Linked DNA regions of Homo sapiens: region 2 is linked to region 1. Evidence: chromatin loops called from intact Hi-C (ENCODE). Cell type or tissue: K562. All regions are shown on one strand. Links, peaks and the distances in the headings refer to the core of each region. The heading gives the core; the rest is flanking DNA. Region 1 has its middle 10 kb from the start of NHP2. Region 2 holds the start of PROP1 (PROP paired-like homeobox 1).

What was found. A loop is a pair of places that touch in the nucleus more often than their neighbours do. Peaks named below come from ENCODE experiments on the same cell type or tissue, not always from the same donor. Only the 100,000 strongest peaks of a DNase experiment are listed, where the experiment ranks them.
Region 2: it touches region 1 in a loop (3-fold over the local background); 3 of 110 quality-filtered maps call a loop at or near these places.

What each region holds. Positions count from the first base shown.
Region 1 is chr5:178,159,886-178,168,211 of GRCh38, forward strand. It overlaps the pseudogene NAXEP1. Among named protein-coding and RNA genes, the nearest start is that of NHP2, 10 kb to the left of the region's middle. RefSeq lists enhancers at 4,085-4,586, 4,549-4,598. In K562, for the core only: a CTCF peak has its summit at 4,478 (motif pointing left); a DNase peak (open chromatin) is centred at 4,476; H3K4me3 peaks cover 168 bases; H3K27me3 peaks cover 1,798 bases.
Region 2 is chr5:177,990,944-177,999,269 of GRCh38, forward strand. PROP1 (PROP paired-like homeobox 1) reads right to left here and starts at 5,299. Exons shown (of 3, transcript NM_006261.5): 1 at 4,882-5,299; 2 at 3,163-3,395; 3 at 1,292-2,104. The coding sequence starts at 4,990. The coding sequence ends at 1,766. RefSeq lists an enhancer at 5,451-5,950. In K562, for the core only: no CTCF peak of the experiment used is centred there; no DNase peak of the experiment used is centred there; H3K27me3 peaks cover 4,718 bases.

The sequences.
Region 1 (8,326 bases), core at 50-8,049:
CTGGGCCACCAAAGTCTGAGCTTTTCCCAGACAGATTTGGTTTTGTTTTTGTTTTTGTCGTTTTTGAGATGGAGTCTTGCTCTGTCGCCCAGGCTGGAGTACAATGGTGCAAGTACAGCTCACTGCAAACTCTGCATCCCAGGCTCAAGCGATCCTCCCACTTCAGCCTCCTGAGTAGCTGGGACCACAGGCATGCGCCACCACGCCTGGCTAATTTTTATATTTTTTGTAGAGACAGAGTCTTGCCATGTTTTTATATTTTTTGTAGAGACAGTCTCGCCATGTTGCCCACGCTGGCCTCAAACTCCTGACCTCAAGCAATCCTCCTGCCTTGGCCTCCCAAAGCGCTTGGATTATAGGCATGAGCCACCACCCCCGGACCCAGAGATGAATTTTTTGTCTGGGGGTTTCTAGAGGAACAGGAGGTGGTGGCGGATGCCAAGTGCAGCAGCTGTTTTAGTCCTGACTCTCACTTCCCGCTTCCTGGTCCTGGGGTGCCTGGTGGCTTGGTCTCCCCTGCAGTCCCCTTGCAGCCTTTCCTGGGCTGTGGCTGTCAACACCTGTTTCATCTATTGCCTTCTTCTATTCACTTTCCATAGTCTCAAAAGTCAGAAAAATGTTTCCTCTGTTGGGGCCTTTCCCTCTCATTTTCTTTGCTGTTTTGCTACAGGCTGGCAGGCATTGTTGGGGGCGTGTGTATGTCCACGTGTGCACAAAACCTGCCCTTCTCCACAGCACCATGCTGCTACCCACTGCTTAACAGGACTCTTGAGCAAGTAGTTCTTTTTTTTTTTTTTTTTTTTTTTTTTTGAAATGGAGTCTTGGTCTGTTGCCCAGGCTGGAGTGCAGTGGTGCGATCTCGACTCACTGCAACCTCGACCTCCTGGGTTCAAGCAATTCTCCTGCCTCAGCCTCCCAAGTAGCTGGGATTACAGGCATGCGCCACCACCCCGCCCGGCTAATTTTTGTATTTTTAGTAGAGACGGGGTTTCACCATGTTGACCAGGTTGGCCTAGGACTCCTGACCTCAAGTGATCCACCCACCTCGGCCTCCCTTACAGGCGGGAGCCACCATGCCTGGCCTCTTGAGTAAGTTCTTGATGGTCACATTTTTTGTTCTTGTGCCCAGAAAATGCCTTCCCTTCTTCCAGGCCCCTTGGAATTGACATTGATGTTCCTGCCAGACTTTGTTTTATTATTATTATTATTTTTTGAGATGGAGTCTCGCTCTGTCGCCCAGGCTGGAGTGCAGTGGCATGATCTCGGCTCACTGCAAGCTCTGCCTCCCGGGTTCATGCCATTATCCTGCCTCAGCCTCCCGAGCAGCTGGGAATACAGGCGCCTGCCACCACGCCTGGATAATTTTGTGTATTTTTAGTAGAGACAGGGTTTCGCCATGTTAGCCAGGGTGGTCTCGATCTCCTGACCTCATGATCTGCCTGCCTTGGCCTCTCAAAGTGCTGGGATTACAGGCATGTGCCACCGCGCCCGGCCCAGACTTTGTTTTTTCTTGTTGTTTGTTTTTGAGACAGTCTCCCTCTGTCACCCAGGCTGGAGTGCGGTGCCACTATCTCGGTTCACTGCAACCCCTGCCTCCCGGGTTCAAGTGATTCTCGTGCTTCAGCCTCCCAAGTAGCTGGGACTACAGGCATGCCACCATGCCCGACTAATTTTTGTATTTTTAGTAGAGATGGGGCTTCACCATGTTGCCTAGGCTGGTCTTGAACTCCTGACCTCAAGTGATCTGCCACCTCAGCCTCCCAAAGTGCTGGGCTACAGGTATGAGCCACGGCACCCAGCCTCCTTCCAGACTTTGTGCCATGGAGATGTGGGGGCCAGGACCATTGGCCCCTAAAGGTTCACTGAAAAATCACTGGCACAAGGCAGACAATTATTAGGAGTAAAGGGAATCTCACGAGGTTTGGGTCTGCACCGTGCATATTGGACTTTCCCTTCATTCAGAACAACTTACTGAGCGTCTTTATGTGCCCAACACTGTGCTGGGCATCGGGGGAGCCATGGTGAGCTAGACAGAGAGTCCTGGTCTCCCAAGGGTTCCGCACGGGAAGTACCAGCCGTGGGAGCAATATAGAACTGGAATCTAGGAAGGGATCTGGGAAAAGTGCTCCCTACAGGATTTGTTGGATGTGACAGGGTAGAGGAGGAGGGTACTGGGAAGACCTAGGGGTGAGGAGGGAACGAGGGCAGGGCCGGCTGGAACAGCCACCCTTAGTGCTTACTGCAGCCTTCTTCCGGGTTGAATCTCCCCATCCTACAAGGCAGGAAGCTACAGGAGGTGCCTGGTGGAGAGTCCGTCCTCAGAAATCATTTGAACAAATGACTTTTACGGACTTTTGTTCATCCCCTGAAGCTCCTGGGGTACCACTGCAGGATTTTAAATTGGGGAGTAGCATGGTTAGCTTTGTGTTTTTGGAAGAGCATCTAGGCTACAGCAGGGGAACCAGAGGGTGGGCAGGATGCCTGGGGAAGAGGGGGAAGAATGAGAGCAGCAAGGGGGCTGCGAGTGTGGCCTGATCCAGGATGATGGCCGTGAGGCTGAGCTAAGGGAGTTGGTGAGAGCGATATACAGGACACAAAAGGACTTTGAGATATGGGGTGTGGCAGTGGAACAAGAGGATGGGTCAGGCAGACAGAATTTCTAAGATAGCCCCCCAGAGATGCCCTGCCCAGAACCTGTGAGTATGAGGAGCTGTCACTCCTGCATGTCTTCTTATTTGGCACAGTCGACTCAGACAGGGAGAGAATCCGGGATTATCCGGGTTAGCCCACTGTAATCCCTTGAGACCTTAAAGCAGAGAGCTTTCTCTGACTGACGGCAGAGGGGCAATGACGGAGATCCCAAGAGCAAGCAGGATCTGAACGCTGCTCCCGGCTGTGAGGATGGAGGCACCATGTGTGAGGACCAAAAAGTAACCGCAGGAGCTGAGAGTGGCTGGATGACAGGAGGCGGGACCCAGGTCCTACAATCACCAGGAACTGAACTCTTCCAGCAAGAAGAGTGAGCCTGAGGCCAGGTGCGCTGGCTCATGCCTGTAATCCCAGCACTTTGGGAGGCCGAGGTGGGTGGATCATGAGGTCAGGAGATCGAGACCATCCTGGCTAACACGGTGAAACCCCGTCTCTACTAAAAATCCAAAAAATTAGCCGGGCGTGGTGGCGGGTGCCTGTAGTCCCAGCTACTCGGGAGGCTGACGCAGGAGAATGGCGTGAACCTGGGAGGTGGAGCTTGCGGTGAGCCGAGATTGCTCCACTGCACTCCAGCCTGGGCAACAGAGCGAGACTCTGTCTCAAAAAAAAAAGAAAAAAGAAAAAGAAGAGTGAGCCTGGAAGGGGATTCCAAGCACCAGATGAGATACCACGGCAGGTGGAGACTTTGATGGGAACCTTCAGCCCAAGCCCTGACCTCCAGGACTTCCGATGTACAGGACCGTGAGATAATACATGGGTGTCGTTCTCAGCCACTGAGTGGTCAGTTGTTACAGCAGCAATAGGGAGTGAATGCACCAGATTTCTGGACACATTCACTTCAGTGAAAACCAACACAGGGACCTGGCATGGTGGCTCACGCTTGTAATCCCAGCTCTTTGGGAGGCTGAGGCAGGTGGATCACTTGAGGCCAGAAGTTCAAGACCAGCCTGGCCAACATGGTGAAACCCTGTCTCTACCAAAAATACAAAAATTAGCTGGGCGTGGTAGTGGGCCCCTGTAATCCCAGCTACTTGGGAGGCTGAGGCAGGAGAATCACTTGAACCTGGGAGGCAGAGGTTGCAGTGAGCCGAGATTGTGCCACTGCACTCCAGCCTGGTGACAGAGCGACGCTCCATCTCAAAGAAAAAAAAAAAAAAGAAGGAAGGAGAAAGAAAAAGAAAGAAAAGAAAACCAATATAGAGGGCGAGGCAGGGCAGGCTGGGAAAGAAAATTTTAAAAAAGGAAGGAAGGAAGGGAGGGAAAAGAGAAAAAAGAAAAGAAAGGAAGACCAATGTAGAGGGTGAGGCAGGGCAGGCTAGGAAAGTAAAAGAAAAAAGAGAAGAAACGAGAGGAGAGGACAGAAAAGAAGGAAGGAAGAAGAGAAAGGAGAGAAGAGAGAAAGAAAGAAAAAGAAAGAGAAAGGGAGGGAGGGAGGGAAAAGAAAAGAAAACCAATGTAGAGGGGAGGCAGGGCAGGCTGGCAGAGGAAAGAGGTCCAGGGGGCTCGGGATGGATAATAAGGGTCCCTACCTCATCAGGCTGTTGGGAGAGCCAAGTGCATGTACGGTAAGTGCGGCCGCAGCTGGAACCGGGAGACCTACGGTGGAAATGGGAATGGAGATCTGTGAGTTGTGGCAGAAAGGCCTCCACCTCCCACTGAGGCGTGACGGGCGGGGAAAGCAGGTGGCATTGTGCTGCCTGAGCCACCGTGCGTGGCCCCGTCGCCCGGGAGCCCGCTGTGGCCTCCTCTCCCTCGCCTGTACCGCCACCTCGTGGAGCAGTGTGGAATCGCCAGCAGTCAGTCAGGGCGGGCTTTGGTTCTGGGAGTCAGTACTTCTTATGACCGTGCTCGTCTGACATCTGGCCTCTTGCTTCGCAGGAGGCAGAAAGGCCATGCTCCTGCCCTAGAAAGTGAGCGCGCTTCTAGTGAAGGGTCTTTAGAGCCCATTGATTCACCCTCCCGTCAACGGAGTGGAATGACGGAGGCCAGGCCCAGACCCCTGAGCAAATCAGGTTCCGAGGTGGGAGGGGAACCCAGGCAGCCCTCCCTCATTCATTCCTTGGCACCTGTTCAGCCTCTGGCTTCCCGTTGGCCATGGAGAGGAGGAGAGGCAGGGAGCAGTGCGCCTCCCCCCTTCTGACCTGTGCTTATTCTCCAGCAGCAGACACCTGGCGCTGCTGGCCTTCCTTTTCTCGTGAGATAGGAGGCATCTGTTTTTCTCTTTCTTCGTGAAAGACAGGAGAGCAGCCAGGCCAGAATGGGGGATTGCGGGGGGCGTGGAGAACTGGGCTGAGGGTGTTTGGGACCTGCTAGGCAAAGGGCTTGAGTGTCAGTCCAACTGATTTAGATCGAGGTCAGAAGATGTTCTCTGTTAAGGGCCAAACAGTAAACATTTTAGGCTCCGTGGACTATACAGTCTCTATCGTAACCACTCAGCCCTGCTGTTATAGTAGGAGAGCACCCAGAGACAATATGTAATCAAATGGGGTGGCTATGTACCAATAAAACTTTATTTATAAAAACATGGGGGCCGGGTGTGGTGGCTCATGCCTGTAATCCCAGCACTTTGGGAGGCTGAGGCGGGCGGATCACGAGGTCAGGAGATCCAGACCAGCCTGGCCAACATAGTGGAACCCCGTCTCTACTAAAAATACAAAAAATTAGCCGAGCGTGGTGGTGGGCGCCTGCGGGAGGCTGAGGCAGGAGAATCGCTTGAACCAGGGAGGCGGAGGTTGCAGCGAGCTGAGATCGCGTCACTGCACATCAGCCTGGGTGACAGTGCGAGACTGTCTCAAAACAAACAAACAAGCAAGCAAGCAAGCATGGGTCCGCGGGTCGTAGTTCGCTGACCGCTGATCTGGACGGTGGTGGTGCCTGCAGGTTTTTCCAATCAGATGCAACAGCTGAGGCTGGGGGCCGTGGCTCACGCCTGTAATCCCAGTGTTTTGGAAGGCCGAGGCGGGAGGATCACTTGAGCCCGGAAGTTTATCAGCAGCCTGGGCAACAAACAAGACTTCTGTCTCAACAACAACAACAACATTAAAGAAAGAAAAAATGATGCGCCGGGGTCGCGTCGGGCTGGGCCGGGGGCGCGCCGTGCGAGCGGGATGTCCGGCCTGCGGGCGCTGCCGGGGCTCAGGCTGCTGGTTGCGGCTCGCGCCTGCGCGAATCAAAAGCCAGACCAGCGCCTGCCGCTCGGGACCCACCTCGTGGGGACGGCAGCGGCTGAACTCGGGTGGCCGCTGGGACTCAGCGGTCATGGCGAGCATAGCGGTGAAGCACCTGAGCCAGGAGGAAGCCCAGGTCGTGGACCAGGAGCTATTCAACGAGTACTAGTTCAGCGTGGCCCGACTTGTGGAGCTGGCCGGGCTGAGCTGCGCCGCAGCCATCGCCAAGGCATATTCCCCCACGTCCATGTCCAGGAGCTCCCCTACTGTCCTGGTCATCTGTGGCCCGGGGAATAATGGAGGAGATGGTCTGGTCTGTGCTGCGCACCTCAAACTCTTTGGCTAACCGGCCAACCATCTATTACCCCAAAAGGCCCAACCAGCCCCTCTTCATTGCGTTGGTGACCCCGTGTCAGAAAATGGACATCCCTTTCCTTGGGGAAATGCGCTCAGAGCCCGTGATGATTGAGCTGTATGAGCTGGTGGTGGATGCCATCTTCGGCTTCAGCTTCGAGGGTGATGTTCGGGAACGTTCCACAGCATCCTGAGTGTCCTGAAGGGATTCACCGTGCCCACTGCCGGCATCAACATTCCCTCTGGATGGGATGTGGAGAAGGGAAACTCTGGAGGGATCCAGCCAGACTTGCTCATCTCCCTCACAGCACCCAAAAAGTCTGCAACCCAGGTTACCCGGTCGCCACCATTACCTGGGGGGTCGTTTTGTGCCACCTGCTCTGGAAAAGAAGTAGCACCTGAACCTGCCCCTACCCTGACACCAAGTGTGTGTATGGTCTGCAGTGAGGGAAGGTGGGTGGGTATTCTTCCCAATAAAGACTTAAAATCGCCCCCTCAGAAAAGAAAGAAAGAAAGAGAGAGAGAGAAAGAAAGCGAGAGAAAGGAAAAAATGTAAATTAAAAAAGAAAAGCATCACGCCATTGCACACCAGCCTAGTTGACAGAGCAAGACTCCATCTCGAACAAAAAGAAAAAAATTAAAAAGAAGCAACCGATGGGATCCACTTCCAACACTGCATTCTGCAAATATTCTGTATGTATATGCAGTACACAATGCTATCCTTCCCCTTTTTTCCACCTTTTTCTTAGTAAGTGTCCATCCTCTCTTCACAGAAACAGTAGCATACTACGCACAGCATTCTGCATTTTGCTTTTTAACATTTTTTAAAAGTAATTTCAGTTTTTATTTTGGATTCAGAGAGGCCATGTGCAGTTTGTTACCGGGGTGTATTGCGTGATGCTGAGGTTTGGGGTATAATTGTTCCCATCGCCCAGGTACTCAGTATAGTACCCAACAGTTAGTTTTTCACTACTCATCCTCTTTCTCTCCTCTCACGTTGGCCAGGCTGGTCTTGAACTCCTGACCTTAGGTGATCCACCTGTCTCGGCCTCCCAAAATGCTGGGATTACAGGCGTGAACCACAGCGCCCGGCCTAGCTCCTACTTCTAAGTGAGAACCTGCAGTGTTTGGTTTTCTGTTCCTGTATTAATTGGCTTAGGATGATGGCCTCCAGCTGCATCCATGTTGCTGCAAGGACATTATTTCGGGTTTTTTGGCTGCACAGTATTCTGTGGTGAATGTGTGCCACATTAAAAAAAATTATTTTTACTTATTAAATGTTTCATATCTTTGTTTTATTTTTTTTTCTCTTTTTCTCCCCCTCAAGTTGAACTTCATTTTCTTTATCCAATCCACCACTGATGGGCACCTAGGTTGATTCTGTATCTTTGCTGTTGTGAACATTGCTGTGATAAACATACATGTGCCTGTGTCTTTTTGGTAGAAAAATCTGTTTTATTTTTAATATATATCTACTAATGGGATTGCTGGGTCAAATGGTGGCTCTGTTTTTTGTTTGTTTGTTTTTGTTTTTGTTTTTGGAGACAGAGTTTTGCTTTTGTTGACCAGGCTGGAGTGCAGTGGCACAATCTCAGCTCCCCTCAATCTCCACCTCCCAGGTTCAAGCGATTCTCCTGCCTCAGCCTCCCGAGTAGCTGGGATTACAGGCATGTGCCATCACGCCCAGCTAATTTTGTATTTTTAGTAGAGATAGGGTTTCTCCATGTTGGCCAGGCTAGTCTCGAACTCCCGACCTCAGGTGATCCACCTGCCTCGGCCTCCCAGAGTGCTGTGATTACAGGCGTGAGCCACCACGCCCGGCCTGTAGCTCTGTTTCAAGTTCTTTGAGAAACCTCCTAACTACTTTACACAGTGGTGGGATGAATTGACATTCCCAGCAGCAGTGTATTAGCATTCTCTTTTCTCCACAGCGTTGCCAGCAGCTGCTGTTTTTGACTTTTTAATAATAGCTGTTCTGACTGGTGTGAGGTAGTATCTCATTGTGGTTTTGATTTACATTTCTCTAATGATTAGTGATGCTGAACATTTTTTCATATGCTGGTTGGCTACTTGTTGGCATCTTCTTTTGAGAAATG
Region 2 (8,326 bases), core at 237-8,236, 170 kb before region 1:
TCCCACTAAATGGGTAGCAGGGATGGGACAGGGAAGAGGAGTTGGAAGAGAGGAGAGAGATGAAAGAGGGAGGGGAAAAAAACCAAGAATAAAAATCATATCTAGAGGCACATGAAAAAATAAAAATTAAATATTAAAAAAATCAGGCCTGGCGCAGTGGCTCACACCTGTAATCCCAGCACTTTGGGAGGCTGAGGCAGGTGGATCATTCGAGGTCAGGAGTTCAAGACCAACCTGGCCAACATGGTGAAACCCCGTCTCTACTAAAAATACAAAAAATTAGCCGGGCACGGTGGCACACCCTGTAATCCCAGCTACTCGGGAGGCTTAGGCAGGAGAATTGTTTGAACGCGGGAGGCGGAGGTTGCAGTGAGCCGAGATCACTCCATTGCATTCCAGCTTGGGCAACAAGAGCAAAACTCCGTCTCAAAAAAGAAAAAAAAATTTAATTTAAAAAAGTTTTCTATGAACCCTCCAATAAGAGAGGTAAGCATACATATAAATAAGTGAATTGTGAGTAAAATAAGTGCATAATAAGCAATATCGCATAAAAATTGTACCATGAACTAGGCTCCATGCTGTTTCTTTTGAGAGGGTTCAGACCAAGGCGTTTCCCAGAAGAGGCAGGTCCCTTCCTGGGAATGACCCCTCATCAGCCTCAGACGGTTTCGTCTTAGAAAAGTTTGCCCTAAATCAAATGGTTTCTTCTCTATCAGAAACCACATATGTTAAAATGTGCCGCTGATTTAAAAGTTGAAGGCAGATGTTGAAGACTTCTACAGGCAAAACTAATCAAATCTGATTGATGTATTTTTTATAAGACATTGGAGAGCATTCCTTGATGTTGAGATTTGCACAGGTTTGTTGGAAGTGGGATAGACTAGAGTTAAGGGAACCTATGCGACAATAAGTCAGAAAATACGGGGTCAGAAAAAGCCAAGTGTCTGCTGGAATGGAAAGGAGGGGACACTCTGAAGAGATATTTCGGCTGGGCTCAGTGGCTCACACCTGTAATCCCAGCACTTTGGGAGGCCGAGGCGGGCAGATCACGAGGTCAGGAGATTGAGACCATCCTGGCTAACATGGTGAAACTCCGTCTCTACTAAAAATACAAAAACAAAATTAGCCGGGCGTGGTGGCGGGCACCTGTAGTCCCAGCTACTCGGGAGGCTGAGGCGGGAGAATGGCGTGAACCCAGGAGGTGGAGCTTGCAGTGAGTCGAGATTGTGCCACTGGACTCCAGCCTGGGCGACAGAGCAAGACTCTGTCTCAAAAAAAAAAAAAAAAAAAAAAAAAAGGTATTTCTAGGACAGAATAAACAAAAGTCAGTGACTGATTGAGATGGCGGGGTGGGCAATGGGGAAGGGATGTATAGGTAGACTCTTAAGTCAGAAGCCTTACTGAAATCAGCCAGAAAGAGCTGGGATCTTCTTCAATCGTGATCTCAATTAATGAAGGCCCTCACCTCCTAGCCCTTCAATCATCTCCACTCACCAGCAACTGTCTTCATCAATATCACCCTTCAGCAGGCAGCTCCACCGAGGCATCTTGCCCTGTCTCTTCCAGTAGCTCACCTCCCCAGACTTCCTCCACTAATCACCCCAGTGAGAATTCACCATGATCTCCCATTTTTAAATTTCTAATCGCTGAGCTGACCCTCACCATGCATCTGCTTCACCCATAGATGGAAAGGAAGCCACCCCATTTTCTTGTCTTTTCACGAGGGCCGCAGGCTGGGGATCACCTTGGTGGTACTTGTTTGACCTCAGTTCCAGGACTTGGATGGCTCAAGGCTGAGGGGGAGCATGGGAGGGGGTGGGGGGCAGGGCAGATGGCCGGCAGGGGCTGGGTGCAAGGTAGGGTACCAGTCCTCAGACTGGTGTGACAAAGCAAAGGCGCCTCCTGTGGAGGGCTGGGAAGGGAGGGCATGGCTGTAGGGGTGAGGGAAGCAGGTCACTGGTGGTGGTGGTGCTGCGTAAGAATAGGGGCAAGCAGTGGACTCTGGCAAGAAGCTGGAAAAGGCGGCAGGAGACAGATGGGCCAGAGGCTGAAGCAGTGAGCGCTCTTGCTTCCGTTGCTTAGCTCTGCGGTTCTGGAACCAGACCTGAGAAGGGGTAGGAACCACATCAGAGCCCACACTTGACATAGGTGGTGACACCCTACTCCAATGACAAGAGGTGCAGGGACAGGGAGCAGGCTTCTCCAGCATGGCCAGAGGGAGTAAAGCTCTTCCACAAGGCTTGGCTGAGCCTGGTCTGCTGACAAAGGAACCCACAGACTTGTCCCCAGCCTCTGTCCACATGTGCCCTTTTCTAACACTCGGGGCAAGTAAGAAGTGTCAGCTTCCACCAAGGAGATAAATATGGTGACAATGACATTTCCCTTCCCCAGAGAATGGGAAATTTCCCCTAGGGTTAAGTTTAACGATTAAGACTGTAGATAAATGTAATTGCTATAGACAAGCTTGAATTTAGGGTAGGGTTTACACTTAAGGCTAACCAACCCTGGGGTTAGGATTGAGGGAGCATTTGGCTCATTGAGTTTCAAGGCTATGGTTAGGGACAAGCTTCTGTAAGAATATGGACAGTTAGGATTGAACTTCTGTTGGAATTGGCATCACTATTTTTTTTTTTTTGAGACAAAGTTTTGTTCTTGTTGCCCAGGCTGGAGTGCAGTGGCATGATCTTGGCTCACTGCAACCTCCACCTCCCGGGTTCAAGTGATTCTCCTGCCTCAGCCTCCGGAGTAGCTGGGATTAATTATAGGCACCTGCCACTATGCCTGGCTAATTTTTTGTATTTTTAGCAGAGATGGGGTTTCACCATGTTAACCAGGCTGGTCTCGAACTCTTAACCTCAGGTGATCCATCCAGCTTGGCCTCCCAAAGTGCTGGGATTACAGGTGTGAGCTATTGTGCCCAGCCGGAATTGGCATCACTATTAAATATTGAGGGTAGGTGTTGAAATTCAAGTTAGATTAGCTTATAGCTAGGGTTAAACTCAAGTGATATGATATTCTCAATGCAGTTGCTCTGATGCTGGTGGTGAGATGAGGCCTGTGTCTGGTGACCATTTAGGTTAGGGTTATAATGCCCAACATTCTATGATAGCACCAAAGAAATCTGCATTTCTTTCCTGAGAGAGGAGGATCCTGGAGCATCACCTGGATTCGGGCCTCACTGAGGCCAGTGTCCCGGGCAAGACTCTCTCGGGCCCAGATGTCGGGGTACTGGTTCCTCCCAAAGGCTGACTCCAGCTGTTCCAACTGCACTGGGCTGAAGGTGGTGCGGTGGCGGCGCCGGGAGTGCGGGCGGCCCCTCTGTCCTCCTTGCGGGGAGAACCTTGATCTCCCCCCTCCTGCACCAGGGAGCCTTCTGCAGGGTGGAGCACTCGAGTCTGAGAACGGAGAGAAGGGAGGGGCGGCTTCTGAGGAGGACGCTCCTCGGTGCTGGACCACATGTGCCTGTCCCGGGATTGCGCTCAGTGCGTCCTGTGCTGCTCCAGTCTTTTTTTGAGACAGAGTCTTGCTCTGTCTCCCAGACTGGAGTGCAGTGGTGTGATCACAGCTCACTGCAGCCTCGAACCCCTGGGCTCCAGTGATCCTACTGCCTTAGCCTCCTGAGTAGCTGGGACTACAGGTGCACACCAACATACCCAGCTAATTAAAAAAATAAAAAATTAGAGATGGGGTCTTGCTATCTTGCCCAGGCTGGTCTCAAACTCCTGGCCTCAAGCAGTCCTCCCATGTCAGCCTCTCAAAGTGCTGGGATTATAGGCCTGAGCCACCGCACCCAGCCCTGCCCCACCGGGAATCTTTTAGCTGCCATAGCCTGGTTCCTGCACCCTGCTCAGCCTCGGCCCCTGGTTGCCTCTGAGTCTCTGACACCAGGCTGTGCTGTCTACACAGGGCACACCCTCAGACTCATTCCTGGCCCTGGCACTCATGCACTGTCTACCTGGCAACTCTACTGTCTGCCCACTTCCTATTGCACTGCCAGACACATACCCCTCCATGTACGTTCACCCTTCTGGACACACACGACCACCTGGGGCTCACCCTGTGGGTCTGCTGTGTGCACCTGCACCCTAACAATCGTCCCAGCTGTCTACGGAAGACCCTAGTGCTTGTCCCCTGCTGGCGAGGCTCCTGTTCAACCTGTGCCTTCTTCAGACTGCTGCCATCTCCCGCACCCCTCACCTGGGAAGATGGGCACCCCCCTCTTCCGCTCAGACACACCCTCCCCTACTTACTTTTCATCTCCTCCCTACCCCTGCCCTGGCCCAGCCACCAGGCTGCAGGAACTTGAGCTCGTGGGAAAGGCTTGCCTTCCTCCCCACAGGCTCCCTAAGCCCCCACACTAATTAGTCTGAGAGCTGTTGGGGAGGAGAGAACGGGGAGGGAAAGGACACACCTGGAAGGCGCACACCAAGAAAAGATGTCTGGAGCCGAGGCACCATCCCCATGGGGCCCAAGGGCGTGGACCCTCCTAGAGCTCACTGTCCACCATGGGGGACACACACACGGAGCCCGCCCTCCCGCCCTGGACCCAAAGCCCTGGCCCCTCCAGCTCCCTTCATCAGAGAAGGCAGTGGCTTGGGCTAACCAACTCTGAGGTCAGGAGTGAGGGGACAGAGGTAACTGTCTCACATCCCCACTGCAATGTGAGCTGTTCAGCCGCCCCCTCCTGCCAAGGGCTCAGTTCCCCAGTCTGTAAAGCCAAGGGGTGCTCCAGTCCCTTTTACTTTCAAAGGTTCCCACAGTTTTAACATGATAGGATTCGGGTTTTAATTTCTCCTCCTAACCTTCTTCATGGAGCCTATGCTTTCAGCCTCACACCCGCTGCCTCCTCAGGGACCCACGCACACCGGGACGGTCACTCACCCACCGTGGTGGTCGGGGTCCCAGTGGCCGGGTGTCTCTCAGGCAACAGGTTGCTGCCGACTCGCCCCTTCTTTGGCTTCTCAGCCTGGCGCCTCCTTTCTGCTTCCATGGCTCGCCACGGGGACCAAGTGTCCCTGAATCTCTGACTTGAGATTTCTCTGCTTCCGCAGCTCCTCTCCACACCTGTTCCCTCCCCTTCTCCCTCTGTGTATGCCACCCTCTGGGACTCTGTCTCTGAATGTGTGTGTAGGTGCAGGCAGCTGTCTCTGACTTTTTCACTGTCTTTACTTTTTTTCTAATTGTTTCCTAATTCCCCCTTCCTTGGCTTGAGTGTCAGCTCAATCTCCTGCCTCAGCCTCACCTGTTGCTCTGTTTCTGACTACTTTTCTCTGCCTGGCCCTTCTCCCCACCGGGATGCTGCTCCCTTCTGTCAGCTGCCTACTTTCCCATCCCACCCCTGAGTCTTGGAGGAGTGACCTCCTCCTCGCCCCTGTGGGCCCATCCAATCACTACACGGTCACCAGAGCCCCCTTGCTCAGGGAGGATCACAAGCCGGATGAGGGAAGGTGTTCTGTCGGAGGGTCCAGGGACTGGGGCCAAGGGCTCGTATTCCCAGAGGACCGGATTCTTTTGTCCTGTTAAATCCCCTCCTGGGAGCAGGCAGGGGGAGGAGGAGAAAATGCATTCCTCCCGAGACCCCCTCCTCACAACCCCACTGTGGGGAGAGGAACGAAGAGCAGGGGAAAGGGACCCAGGAGTGGAGCCTGCCTGGCGTCTCAGCATGGGGGTGACACTCAAGGATCTGCTTCCAGGAAACTAAAAAAGGAGAAGTCACAAGTGCATGCTGGCCCCTCTCAGATACCCTGATAGTTCAGAACACACCAGCCAGTGCTCAGGCCAACCTGAACCCACTCCGGAGAATGGGCCTCCAGGACACCTTAGCTCTCAAGTACTTTCTGATTTCCTCCCTCAAACACCACTTCCTCATTCACCCAGAACCCCCAGGACACCATGACCTTCCAAGGTCACCCAGACTCTCCGAAAACCCTGACCTGAACATCTGCATTCCAGCTGCATCCTGACCCCCAAACCCACTCCAGACTCCAGGACTTGGAAAGAGACTGAGATTCCCGTGACATACTACATTCTGATTCTTCAAGAAAATCCTGACACCGGGAATCTCTGAGCAGTCAGGACAGCCTGGTCCCACAGTACTCTGCCCCTTGAGGTTACTTAGACCTGGGAAGTACATTCTGACATCCCCAGGACACTCTGACAGTTTAAGGATGATGCAACAGCCCAGGACCTTAGGATCCCCTGGGACACGCTGACACCCAGAACACTTCACCTCTGCTTCTCAGGATACACTGACCCAGTGAGAACACATGGACCCCCTGGAACACACTGTACCCACAGGACAGTCTGATTCCCAGGGTCATGCCGTCATACAGGTCCTTTAAAAACACGCTGGTGATTCAAGACAGGAAATCAGAATCCTTTAGGATTTCGATGCTTACCGTGTGGTCCATGGATCAGCAGCAGCAGCAGCACCAGCAATGGGAGCATGTTGGAAATGCAGATCCCTGGGCCCCACCTCCATTCTACTGAGTCACAATCTGCCTTGTATCAAGATCTCCAGGAGAACCGAGTGCACGTGGGTCTTAGTCAGCTGGGGCTGCCATGACAAAATAGCATAGACTGTGTGGTTTAAACAATAGACTTCTATTGCTCACAGTTCTGGAGGCTGGGAAGTCTAAGATCAAGGGGTCCGCCTATTTGGCTCCCCTGTGAGGGCTCTCTTCCTGGCTTGCAGGTGGCTGCCTTCTCTCGGTGCCTTCATATGGTGGAGAAAGAACCAGCTCTGGTTTCTTTTCCTCTGCTTGTAAGGACACTAATCCCATCATGGGGCCTCACCCTCATGAGCTCATCTAAACCTAATCACCTCCCCAAATCCCCACCTTCAAATACCATCACGTTGGGTGTTAGGACTTCAACGTAGAAATTTTGGAGGGACACAAACGTTTAGTCCATAGCAACGTAAAATTGGGAAACACTGCTCTAATTTTAACCCTTCTCCCCTACCCTAGGACACACTTTGACCTCCTGGAGCACCCTGAACCCCATGGCAGTCCTAACCTAGCAAGACCCAGTGACATGCAGTCAGCTTGGACTCACAAGAGAACACTGAATTACAATGCATCCTGCTGCCTGGGGTACCCATTCTGGCCCTGTCAGGTCCTTGAATGCTGAGGGCACTGAGGATGCATTCACTCTCCAGGACACACAGACCCTCCAAGAGGCTCTGACCTCTGTACCTTACACTCAGCACAACATCTTGGGCTCACAATCACTCTGTGACCCTCTAAGTCACCCAGACCATGAGGACATGGTGAGATTTGGGAAATTCTAACCTTTTAAGGAATTCCTGACCTTACAGAATCTAGACCGTCAAGGGCATCTTGTCTTCCTGCCTGTTCAGAGCCCCCAATTTGCTTGAATCTTGCAAAGTGCTGTTGACACTGAAAAACCACTCAACATGCCAACCCCAACCCAGGAAATACCCTGACCACACTAGCCTGATCCATAGGATATTTTGACGAAGAAAAGACATATCCAGGTCTCCCAAAGCACTCTGACCATCCAACATGCCTTTGACACAGGGGATGTCTTAATGCCAGGGCTCTCCAACCTTCCAGTGTACTCTGGTTGTCTCAGCCCTAGAGTTGTCAGTAGGCACCCTAGTCACTGTCACTCTCCCACTCTCCCAATACACAGACAGCCCAGCACAGCTTCAACACACTAGGACCCCCTGAATCCAAAAGGTGATTATTCTAACTCTTGAGATTCTGTCCTCTCAAGGCAACTATTCCCTGCAAGACCCTCTGTAGAATACACATTCCCAGAACTACCGGAACATCTTCACCTCTACCATACTCTCACCCCTCTGTAGAATACACATCCCAGAACTGCCAGGACACCTTCACTCTGCCATACTGTCACCCCTCTGTAGAATACACATTCCCAGAACTGCCAGGACATCTTCACTTCTGCCATACTCTCACCCCTCTGTAGAATACACATCCCAGAACTGCCAGGACACCTTCATTCTGCCATACTCTCACCCCTCTGTAGAATACACATCCCAGAACTGCCAGGACACCTCCACTCTGCCATACTCTCACCCCTCTGTAGAATACACATCCCAGAACTGCCAGGACACCTTCACTTCTGCCATACTCTCACCCCTCTGTAGAATACACATCCCAGAACTGCCAGGACACCTTCACTCTGCCATACTCTCACCCGTCTGTAGAATACACATCCCAGAACTGCCAGGACACCTTCACTCTGCCATACTCTCACCCGTCTGTAGAATACACATCCCAGAACTGCCAGGACACCTTCACTCTGCCATACTCTCACCCGTCTGTAGAATACACATCCC